2 separate regions of the Homo sapiens genome follow, and region 2 is linked to region 1. A link is a loop called in an ENCODE intact Hi-C map of the cell type or tissue named here. Cell type or tissue: sigmoid colon. All regions are shown on one strand. Region 1 holds the start of GATAD2A (GATA zinc finger domain containing 2A). Region 2 overlaps GATAD2A (GATA zinc finger domain containing 2A).

Region 1 (2,500 bases):
TACAAAAAGTTGACAATTGTATGTAGAACTCAACACAGAATTAGGAGCTTTTTTGAACTCTGTTTAAGGGGACATACAGCAGAAAAACAATTTTTTTTTTTTTTAGAAAAACAATTTTGTAAAATTTGTTCTACATGAAGTGTTTTTCAGGTTTGCGGTTGAGACCCAATTATTCTTGGGCGTTACATTGATTTTCTTTTCAAATGAAGTAGAATAGAAATAACAGTACAGGCTGGGTGCAGTGGCTTATGCCTGTAATCCCAGCATTTTGGGAGGCCGATGCGAACAGATCACGACATCAGGAGATGGAGACCATCCTGGCCAAGATGGTGAAACCCCGTCTCTACTAAAATACAAAAAAAAAATTGCCGGGTGTGATGGAACGCGCCTGTAATCCCAGCTACTGGGGAGGCTGAGGCAGGGGAATCCGTGAACCTGGGAAGTGGAGGTTGCAGTGAGCCGAGATAGCGCCACTGCACCACTCCAGCCTGGCGACAGAGCAAGACTCTGTCTCCAAAAAAAAGAAAAAAGAAAACAGTACGTTGCATGTGGTAAATTTATGTTTGGTGAAACTTTTGTTTCAGTTGTACATATAGATTTATTAGGGTATGCGATAAAGCATGTCACCACCACTCTTCAGGAGTCTAGGTGTCTCATCAGGAATCGTTTGTTTTAAAACAACATGAAAAGAGGCGGTTTTGGGGATTCCTCAGAACCTGATTTTGGTATTGAGAGCCTTCTTGTGGTAGATTTTCCATGAACTTGATATTTTCCCTATTGAAATTGTATTTCGCTTTATGTAGTTTAACATCTCCAAAGTCCATTCTCTTTCAGGCTTTCATTCTGTCTCCTGTGTTTCCTCCTTGTTACTGGAGAGGGAGGGGTGCAGATTTGCTTTCTTGAGGGGTTTTCACCTTCTCCCTGAGGCACGAGGGCAGATTGGGAGGTAACTGGAGAGGGAGAGCAGTCGTCCCCAAGTGTCTTGAGGTGGGTGGGTCTGGAGCTTTCTTTGTAGAATTCTGTTCACTGCACTGGAGAAGTGATCGTTCAGCCGATCCACACCCCGCCCTCCCCACAGACACCGGGGCCGAAGTTCCCAGAGAAGAGCTTCCGCGTGACGACCCCGCGGGGGTGACATTCTAACCCGCGTTTCAGAGGCAACCCTGAGTTGCTTGAGGTCGCCCAGCTCAGCTGGCGCGAGGTCAGCAGTGAGCGCGTCGTGAGTCAGCCTTGGGTGCGGCCCGCCCGGCTTTGCCGCCGGTGAGTTGGCCACGACCCTTCGGCCTGCGGAGGGCGCTGGGACTCGGCGGGGAGGGAGCCAGCCGGAGCCCGCGTGGGAAACCAGCGCGCCCAACGAGGTGTCGCGTGGGAGCGCGCCGGAGAGGGGCGGTGCTTCCGGGGCGGTACCGTCCGGCCCCGCCCCCTCAACTCAGGGGCCCGCCTTCTACGCCTGGAACCCCGCCCACGAGCTCCTCCCTTCTCGTCAGGCCCCGCCCCTCGGTCGCCACGCCCCGCCCAGCCGGGCGCGGGCGGGCGGCGTCGCCTTTAAGAGCTCCCCGGTGTTTTGGGGGCCGCGGGCCGGGCGCGCTGACCTGGTGCGCATGTCCCGGGCGGTGACGCCGGCGCCGGGCTCCATGTGTGCGGCCGAGGGGCGCATTATCTGGCCGGCGGCGCGGGCGGGCGGGCGGACCGGCGCAGCGAGCGCCGCGGGCCCGGGCGGCCCCACAGGCGGAACGAGCGCGCGCGGCCCGGCGTCCCCGGCCCCTCCGCCGCCCGGCCCCGCGGGCGACCCCGGACCAGCAGCCCCCGTAACCTGCGCGCTGCCCTAGGGCCCGGCCGACCCGCGGCCCGGTAAGTTCTGGACCAAACTTGGCGGGGGGCGGGGGCTGGGGACGCACGGCTGAGACTGGAGCGGCGCGGGCCGCGCAGGGTCGGGGCCTCGGGGGGCTCTGAAGGACCCCTGCATGAGCGTGGAAAAGTGAGAGCGAGCGAGTTCTACTCCTTGTATTCTGGGAGCGTCTTCTTGCGCTGCCCTGGAAAGTTCCTTGCCCCGAGGCGGCCCGGGCACGTGGGGGCCGGGCGGGGGTCCCGGAAAGTCGCGGCGTCGCCCCGCTTCCGTCCTGCGCTTCCTGCGGGGTCGGGGGAAGGGCTGGGCCGCGAGGCGCCTCTTCCGAGTGGTCGGGACGGGTGGAGGCGGCGGGAAGACGGCACGTGGGCGCGCGGGGCGGGGGTCCCGCTCAGGGGCGGGGGTCCGGGGCGGGTTGGGCAGCAACGCTGAACCCCGCGGCGGCGGCGGCGGCGGCGGCGGCGGATCCCGTGTCAGAATAAGAGTCCCCGCGCGCCCACGCCTGGAGGGCCGGCCCTCCCCCAGCTCGCGCCCTTCCTGCCTAACCCCCGGGAGCCGCGGGACCCTTTCCCCTCTCTGATCTCCGGCCTTTCTCAAGGCCCGACACTTTAAATTTGCCTCCCCATCTAGGCGGTGGCTCCATTGATTTCTTTT
Region 2 (2,500 bases), 55 kb after region 1:
AGCCCAGGTGTTTTGAGTCCAGCCTGGGCAACATAGTGAGACCTTGTTCTTAAAGAAAAAAGTTTGGGTTGACTGTTTAGAATTTGAGAGTCTCTATCTAGCATGTGGCACAGAGGGTAGATAATTTAAGCTGCATGGACATCTTTGATAAACACTGTGGAAGAAGGGGCAGTGGCATCCTCTCTTGGCCCACTGAAGCTTCTGTGTCCATCTTGTGTCCTTGGTCCTGTGGTTGATTGACAGACCTCTCCCCTGGCCCATGGCCAGCCAGCGTGTGTGTGATGGAGCTGAGACCAAGTCTCTGTTCCCTGCTGTGTCTAGTTGTAGGAGCTGACTGCTTGGAACACCTTTCTGTCTCTCAAGTTAAGTTGTATCTCTCGTACTTGGCCTTAATGAAGTTTGACATTGAGAAGTCCAGAGCTGCTGTTTCCGGTGTGGCTTCCTTCCGGAATGAGTCCTAGTCACTGTTACTCAGAGATGTGCGTCAGGAAGTGGCTCGGGCCACAGTTCTGAGCAGATGGAGGTGTCTGTTCTGCATGGGAAAGAAGTATGCTTGTCAGGCAGGCTCTGCCAATGCCAAAACTTGGCCCACCTATTCTCTCCTTACCCCCTCAACAGGTCCTTCTGGGCCACAACAAGGTACCCTGGTTTGACTCTTAGGAAGTGGGAGAGCCACTGAAGGGGGTACAGATCCAGGATGTGGCTTTGGGAGCTTCCTCGGGCTATGCTGCCGGGAGGAGAGTAGACAGGGGTTCTGGGTCCAGAGGCCCATCTGTGCTGTGCATCAATCTGTGTGAAGGGCAGGGCCACAGGGGCGCTCTGGAGGTGGGCACCTGGGCGCAGGCTTGCTGCAGCTGTGTGCCTACAGGGTCCTTGTGTCTTGAGTGTTGGGCGCAGCTCACAGCTAGCGAGGCTAGCACCTGGACCCCGTTGTCATCATCTGACTCAGCACTGGTTGCTTCATGGGCCCTTCTTCCTTCCTGATAGGAAGAGGTGCCCTGAGGTGCCCTGTGCCTCCTGAGGACAGTGGCTGCCCCCAGGTTCAGGGCTCTGCTCCTCAGCATCTCCGTGGGGCTCATCGTGGGCCTCGCACTCAGCACATCCGAACTGTAGCCCAACCTTCCTTCCTCAAATCTGCTCCTCCCCATCTCAGAAAAGCCAGCCCCACTGGTCCAGTTGCTCAGGCAAAAACAAGTGAAAGAAAGCAACCCCCTCCGGAGTGCCCCAACTCCCCTCTGCTCTGTCCCCTTCCCCAGTGTAGCTGCACCATAGGAACCGCTCCCCTGCCCTGCAGTCCTCCAGCCAGGTGATCCTTTAGAGCAAGCCAGATTCCTCCCCTCCGGCCTGGGCCAGTGCTTCCCCCAGCACATGTCTCCGCTCAGGCCCTGTCTCCTTCAGGGCTGGCTTCCGGTGCCGCCCGTTCCACCCAGCCCCCGTCCCTCTGTGTGCTCTGACTGCCCCGTGCTCTGCCTCGTGTCCCCACAGCACCGTCACCAACACCCTCTGTCATTTCGCTCGTTTTCCAGCATGGGGGTGGATGGTGTTCCCTCTGTCTTGTTCACCACTGAGTCCCCAGCCCACAGTGGAGGCTCGGTGAGCTGCTGTCGGGTGAGGAGGCAGAAAGACGCCTAAAATCCACCGTTAAGAGCATCAGCCCTGCTGCTCCCGCCAGTGCTTTAACCCACTTACTGCGAAGCCTCACTTTCTTCCTGTCTGAAATAAGGGTGTTACTATGGGTATGTTAGTGATGGGTGCCACAGATGGCATTTTATGGTAGAGTTAGTATTAGCATTGTGATCTCAGGGGTTTGGTTTTATGATTTGTGTCATGTACTTAATTTCTCTTTTAATTATCAAGAGATGCGTACTGGCCTGGTGTGCCAGAAGTGTGCTGGGTGCCTTCTGTTTGTCCCCCAAGTCCTCTTTAAGAGTTCTGGTTCCTGCCACAGCATCAGTCAGCCTTTTGGAATTGTTCTAGAACATGTTTTCTGCCTGAGGCTCTCAGGCCAGTTGGATGGTGGCATTTTACGAAAATAAAGCAGCATTCCTATCTGCCCTAAAGCCCATGGAGGTGCTCCCGGTCAGAGCTGCGCTGTACCTGTGTGGGGTCTCTAGTGTGGCTGGAACCTGTCCTTTTTGGCCCCTAGTTGAGGAAGAGCTGGGCTACGCCCCCACCACCTGCCAGCCCAGTGTGTGCGGGACGTATCAGAGGAGACCGATGCCCACTCAGCCTTGCTGGTGCTGCTCATCTGTGCTGGCTTGCAGTCCGGCCTGGGGTGTTTGGAGAGAGTGAGGAGGAGGGTGAGGCTGACCTTCAACCTTGTGTCTCAGGCAGCCCTGGCAGCCTCAGTGCTCTCCTCTTTCAAATGGGCACACTGCTGTTGGGATCTGTCTGTGCAGGCAGCAGCCGGCAGAGGATCTCAGCCCCCAGGACGGGGCTACTCTCCATGCACTGGCAGCTCCCGCACAACCCTTGCCTGGAACTTCCGCCACCGGAGCTG

Evidence for each region. A loop is a pair of places that touch in the nucleus more often than their neighbours do. Peaks named below come from ENCODE experiments on the same cell type or tissue, not always from the same donor. Only the 100,000 strongest peaks of a DNase experiment are listed, where the experiment ranks them.
Region 2: a loop joins it to region 1, with 2.8 times the contacts of the local background. A loop is called at or near these places in 34 of 110 quality-filtered maps.

What each region holds. Positions count from the first base shown.
Region 1 is chr19:19,404,169-19,406,668 of GRCh38, forward strand. It overlaps GATAD2A (GATA zinc finger domain containing 2A), which reads left to right and starts at 1,507. Exons shown (of 12, transcript NM_001384528.1): 1 at 1,507-1,851. RefSeq lists enhancers at 663-1,571, 1,009-1,068, 1,572-2,478 and silencers at 1,189-1,738, 2,299-2,378. In sigmoid colon, a CTCF peak has its summit at 1,206; DNase peaks (open chromatin) are centred at 1,423, 1,903 and 2,313; H3K4me3 peaks cover 1,780 bases; H3K27ac peaks cover 1,322 bases.
Region 2 is chr19:19,459,508-19,462,007 of GRCh38, forward strand. All of the region lies in intron 1 of GATAD2A (GATA zinc finger domain containing 2A), which reads left to right. Among named protein-coding and RNA genes, the nearest start is that of MIR640, 26 kb to the left of the region's middle. RefSeq lists enhancers at 333-627, 524-743, 1,054-1,173, 1,504-1,643. In sigmoid colon, no CTCF peak of the experiment used is centred here; DNase peaks (open chromatin) are centred at 464, 1,024, 1,404 and 2,206; H3K4me3 peaks cover 1,012 bases; H3K27ac peaks cover 2,500 bases.